Regions from separate parts of the Homo sapiens genome. Here region 1 is linked to region 2. A link is an interaction called in ENCODE POLR2A ChIA-PET data of the cell type or tissue named here. Cell type or tissue: PC-9. All regions are shown on one strand. Links, peaks and the distances in the headings refer to the core of each region. The heading gives the core; the rest is flanking DNA.

Region 1 (2,912 bases), core at 307-2,806, 550 kb before region 2:
GCAGTGGGTGACAGTGAATGGAATCAGGGTGGGAGCTGGAGGGTTAGAGATGATTAATTAAAAAGCGTCTGACACAGTGCTGGCGCACAGTAGGCCCTCAGGCGATGGTAGCTGTGATGACTCATATACTGAAAGTTCTGGGAGCCCTAAATTGAAATCTCTTGGCTGTCTGGCCACATTGCTCTGGCCTAGTACCGACGTCATCTCTCAGAGGAGATTAACAAAGACAAATCTTCAGACTGCATAGAAAATATCACTGATGATATGGTGAGGGGGTAAGTTGCTTGCCAAGGTCTTCGGAGTAATAGGAAAAGACAAGAGGGCCGGATTATACAAGTGATAAAACGCTGACATCTCACACATACGACATGTGCTTGAAAGATGCACATTCAGATTCTTTTTAAGGGTAAAGTAACCTTTAAAAGTGATTTATTCCTCCTCGGTTTAAAAAAAAATGTTTGAGAGGTAAAATATATGTGTGCGGCAACTTGAGTTTTCCCAAGTTAAACCCTTCCTCCTGCAATATATTCTCTCAGTGGGCTTTTTACTGGACGGTGATTATATCAATAGCACACTATGTTCACACGGGCAAGAGATCACACACATTTCTTCTGGAGTGAAACTGACTGTCAGTTTAGATTAGAAAATCTGGCTGGTTGACACAGGCAGGGAGCAGTGTGTGTGTGTGTGTGTGTGTGTGTGTGTGTGTGTGTGTACATCTTAAAAGGAAAAAAGAAAAGAAAACAGCCACAGAGCAATGTAGCAATTTAAAGATACCATTCATTTTGTTGGGTTTTGTTTTCAATGAAAATATCAGGAAAGCATTCCCAGTAGATCACAGGGGACCCAAGAAAATGGAGAGGTGCAGCCCAGCAGACAAGAAAATGGGGCTTGCACTCTTGGGGGGCAGGTGTCAGGACCCTTCCCCAAGCCGGCAGGGTGACCTTGAACCTGTTGCTATTCCTCTCTGGGCCTCCATTCCCCCAATGTGTAAAACATGGACTCCTTGGTCTCTATGATTCCTTCCAACTTCTAAAATTATAAATCAGTCAAAGATGAAGGATGATAAATGAAGGAGTGGAGAGGAGGCAGGAAGGACAATCTTATTGATCTTGAGACTTTGATTCAAAGAACAAAAGTGAGAGGAAATGTCGCTCTCGGTGAGAATGTTGTGACTCACCCTGGATGAATGAGGCAGCAGAGTTGGTTAGATATCTTCACCTCTATCACCTCGATCTTCCCCATAGTCCCAGAAGGTGGGGATAATTATCCCCACTGCGTGAATGTGGCAGCTGTGACTCGCAGAGGTGGTGGGACCTGCCCAAGATTGCATTGCTGGTGAGTCACCTGCCAGAGCTGGATTTCAACTGATTCCAAATTGCACACTCCTGTTCCAGCTGCCCAGACCTGAATTCTCAAGACAGAGCCTGAAGGAGGGACCTGAGGCTGCTCTGCCTCTCTCTGAGATGGCCACGAAAGCTGAGGTTGGGAGGGACTGCAGTGTGGGCTCACAGAGAGCTGCTGTCATTCTCCCAGGGCCAGTCACAGAGATCCTGCTCCTTTGCTAGTTAGGACCAAACAGGAAAATGGACTTTCAGCTTTGTATCTGGTGAAACTTGACTGGAGAAAGCTGTTTGGGCCTGAAAACAGAATGAGGCATCTCACTTTTCCCTCTAGGTCTAGGCAGGGACTCCCTGGGAGATGAGGTTTTTCAGGAGACCTGGGCAGTTGGCTGCCGGGAGAATCGCCACCCACAGCCCTTCATCCCTGGGAGCAGAGACCCCGAGAGAGGGGCAGACCTACCTGCAGAAGGTGGACCCCAGCCCACATGCCAAGGAGGAACAGGGGCATGCACCACCTCAGGGTCAACTTTTGTGTTTGCCTCTTCCAGACCCACCCAGTAAACCAACTTCAGCCTGATCCCAGCGTCCCAAACTCAGTGTCTTCCACCCAGTAGGTGCTCCTGGGAGCTGAAGTAGCTCAGCAAGGCAGCAAAGATCAACTTGGCTAAAATTTGCCTGAAACCACTTTCAAAATGAAACACATCAGGGAACAAGTGGCTGGGTGGTGGTCAAGATGACCAAATTTTTTCTCTTCAGACTTCACCATTTCTTGATTACACCCTGGGCAAACAGCGAGAGACAGAAATCACAGGAAAGGTGCTTCTGCTATACACAGTCCCAGGCAAGGTGTGCAGAGGTGAGACCCACCCCAGGTCTTCTGCTCCCACCCCAGGCCTAATTCACTGATCTCTGCATTTCCACATATCCCATGTCTCCTCCTGGGTGAGCTGTTGGTAGCTCAAACACAATATGTCCAAAAGTGAATTCAACTTCTCTCTAACCTAACTCTCACTGTGTTCCCAGGGTCCAAGGTTTGAGCAACTCTCCTAGTCACCCAATCTTGGAAACTCAGTGTCATCTTGTTACACTTTGACAAAGAATTTTACTTAAGAAAATTGCCCAGCATTTTCTGAGATGCCCAGAAAACGCTGGAGAGCTGAACAAGGCTGGATCACTTCAGACCAGACACAAAACGGCCATAGTTTATGAGCGAACAATACATGTTTGATGAATAAATGGACAAACCCATGCATGAATAAAAGAGCAATGAATGAATGAAGTCATGCATGAAAAAGCATATTAGTAAGTGAACGAATGAATGGATGAGCCAATTAAAGAAAGAATGAATAAATAAAAAGAAGTAAATGAGAGGTAGAATACCACTTATATTAAAATCTAAGAAAACAATATCTGAACAAAGTACAAATAAATGAAAGAAGAAATGGGGGCACTAATGATGGAAGAAAGGATATAGTCACACGTGAATGAGTGTGAGAAGTAATTTTTTGAGACAAGGTCTTGCTCTGTTGTGCAGGCTGGAGAGCAGTGACACCATCTCAGCTCACTGCA
Region 2 (2,912 bases), core at 231-2,730:
TCCATCTATAAGCTGGTGGTAATAGAACTTACTTTCTTAGGATTGTTAGGAAGACTAACAAGAGCATTTATGTTGATTCTGTCCAGTAGGTAAGCTGTAAGAAAGAAATCTAGGGCCTTGTCTGTCCTGTTCACTGCTGTAGCCCAGTATCTAGGACAGTTCCTGGAACATAGTAGGTATTCATTAAGCATTTCTTTTTCTTTTTCTTTTTCTTTTTCTTTCTTTTCTTTTTTTTTTTTTTTTTTTTTTTTTTGAGACAGAGTCTCACTCTCTTGCCCAGGCTGGAGTGCAGTGGCACGATCTTGGCTCACTGCAACCTCTGCCTGCCAGGTTCAAGTGATTCTCCTGCCTCAGCCTCCTGAATAGCTGGACCACAGGCATGTGCAACCACAGCTGGTTAATTTTTAAATTTTTTGTAGACACAGTATCTTGCTATGTTGTCTAGACTGGCCTTGAACTTCTGGGCTCAAGCAATCCTCCCATTTTGGCCTCCAGAGTGCTGGGATTACAGGTGTGAGCCACTTCCCCAGGCCCCTTGTTTATTTATGGTGTGCATCCTCCCAGGAGACATCCTCACCAAGAGCAGGGATTACTGTCTGTTTAGTTCACTGCTTATTCACAATTTCTGGCACATAGCAGGTGCTTAATAAACATTTGAAGGATGAATTCAGATGCGTGGGCTCCAGGTTCCAATGAATTATAACCTGTTACGCAGGTAGAGCCCAGGAATCTGTATTTTATTTAAAAAATTTATACGTATATATGTTTATAAACTTTATTTTAGGAGACAGGATCTCACTATGTTGCCCAGGCTAGACTCAAACTCCTGGTCTCAAGGGATCCTCTTGTCTCAGCCTCCCAAGTAGCTAGGACTACAGGTGCACCCCACTGAGCCTAGTGGAATCTATATTTTATTTTATTATTATAAATTATTTTTGAGACAGAGTCTTGCTCTGTTGCCCAGGCTGGAGGGCAGTGGTGCGATCTCAGCTCACTGCAACCTCCGCCTCCTGGGTCCAAGCAATTATCATGCTTCAGCCTCCCCCATAGCTGGGATTACATGTGTGGGCCACCACGCTTGGCTAATGTTTGTATTTTTAGTAGAGACGGGGTTTTGCCACATTGGCCAGGCTGGTCTTGAACTCCTGGCCTTTAGTGATCCGCCGACCTCAGCCTCCCAAAGTGTTGGTATTACAGGCATGAGACACTGTGCCTAGCTGTATCTGTATTTTAGAAAGGCATCCCAAGTATAGTGAAGGTTGAGAAGCTCTATCCCAGAATGTCAGCAGTAAAGCAGCCAATGAGTATCATGCAAGCAAAGTCCAGCCCTCTCATTTCACAGATGACATCACCAAGAGCAGAGTGAGAGTAGTTCCCCAAGGTCACAGGTTGTTGACAGAGAAAGAACTAGTGCCAACAGTAGTGTCGGATACCCAACACAAGGCTCCCTGGAGCTCCAGCTGGCCTGGGCCTGCTCAGTCTCATTCCAGGGCTGACTGAGGGGAACTGCTGAGTCACTGGAACTGAGGCCCAAGGCAGGGTGTGGCCTCCATCGCCTGGTTAGGGGTGGGGCAGAGTGGGACTGCCCCCACCTCCTCTGGGTGACTGAGGCTGAGGCCGGAAGAGGGACAGGCAGAGAGCTCAGACTGCCTCCCCATTCGTGGGACCCCCTCCCTTCACGTGAAACCACCTTTGCAAAGATTGTAACTGAGGAAATTATGACAGTGAAAGGGATCTGACCTAACCGACACCATCTTGCTTTTAACCTCTAAGCTGCCCTTGTTCATTCTTGGGTGTAGGCCAAAGTAACCTTGGGAAGGAATTCAGTTTATACTTTAACTTTGAAACAAAAATTATAATAGCCCTTTCCCGAAATAAACCCCCTTCTTTTTTTTTTCTGAGACTGAGTCTTGCTCTGCTGCCCAGGCTGGAGTGCACTGGTGCGATCTCAGCTCACTGCAAGCTCTGCCTCCCGGGTTCACGCCATTCTCCTGCCTCAGCCTCCCCAGTAGCTGGGACTACAGGTGCCTGCCACCACGTCCGGCTAAATTTTGTATTTTTTTAGTAGAGATGGGGTTTCACCGTGTTAGCCAGGATGGTCTCGATCTCCTGACCTCGTGATCCACCCACCTTGGCCTCCCAAAGTGCTGGGATTACAGGCGTGAGCCACTGCACCCGGCTGAAATAAACCCCCTTCTTGCCTGGGGACCGGTCTGCCTTCATAGGACTAAGAAATTATTGGCCGGGCACGGTGGCTCACGCCTGTAATCCCAGCACTTTGGGAGGCCGAGGCAGGCAGATCACGAGGTCAGGAGATCAAGACCATCCTGGCTAACACGGTGAAACCCCATCTCTACTAAAAATACAAAAAATTAGCTGGGCACGGTGGCAGGCGCCTGTAGTCCCAGCTACTCGGGAGGCTGAGGCAGGAGAATGGCGTGAACCCGGAAGTTGGAGCTTGCAGTAAGCTGAGATCACGCCACTGCACTCCAGCCTGGGTGACAGAGCAAGACTCCGTCTCAGAAAAAAAGAAAAAAAGAAATTACATGATTAGAAATTATGGTTTATTGGGAGGCCAAGGCGGGCAGATCACCTAAGGTCAGGAGTTCAAGACCAGCCTGGCCAACATGGTGAAACCCCATCTCTACTAAAAATACAAAAATTAGCTGGGTGTATGATGGTGGGCGCCTGTAATCCTAGCTACTCAGGAGGCTGAGGCAGGAGAATCGCTTGAACCTGGGAGGCGGAAGTTGCAGTGAGCCGAGATCCTGTTACTGCACTCCAGCCTGGGTGACAGAGCAAAACTCAGTCTCAAAAAAAAAAAAAAATTACGGTTTAAGAACCATGCAGGCTCTGGCTGCAAGAGCCTGAACCTCCTCAAATTGCTCCTGGGAATAACATCACTGTTGTCA

Evidence for each region. Peaks named below come from ENCODE experiments on the same cell type or tissue, not always from the same donor. Only the 100,000 strongest peaks of a DNase experiment are listed, where the experiment ranks them.
Region 1: POLR2A ChIA-PET joins it to region 2 with 7 read pairs; 1 of 35 experiments calls an interaction of 5 or more read pairs at or near these places.

The regions. Positions count from the first base shown.
Region 1 is chr1:30,617,272-30,620,183 of GRCh38, forward strand. No RefSeq gene overlaps it. Among named protein-coding and RNA genes, the nearest start is that of MATN1-AS1, 100 kb to the right of the region's middle. RefSeq lists enhancers at 312-481, 699-1,898. In PC-9, for the core only: no CTCF peak of the experiment used is centred there; a DNase peak (open chromatin) is centred at 1,280; H3K27ac peaks cover 2,173 bases.
Region 2 is chr1:31,169,481-31,172,392 of GRCh38, forward strand. No RefSeq gene overlaps it. Among named protein-coding and RNA genes, the nearest start is that of NKAIN1, 69 kb to the right of the region's middle. RefSeq lists an enhancer at 1,427-1,676. In PC-9, for the core only: no CTCF peak of the experiment used is centred there; a DNase peak (open chromatin) is centred at 1,451; H3K27ac peaks cover 1,193 bases.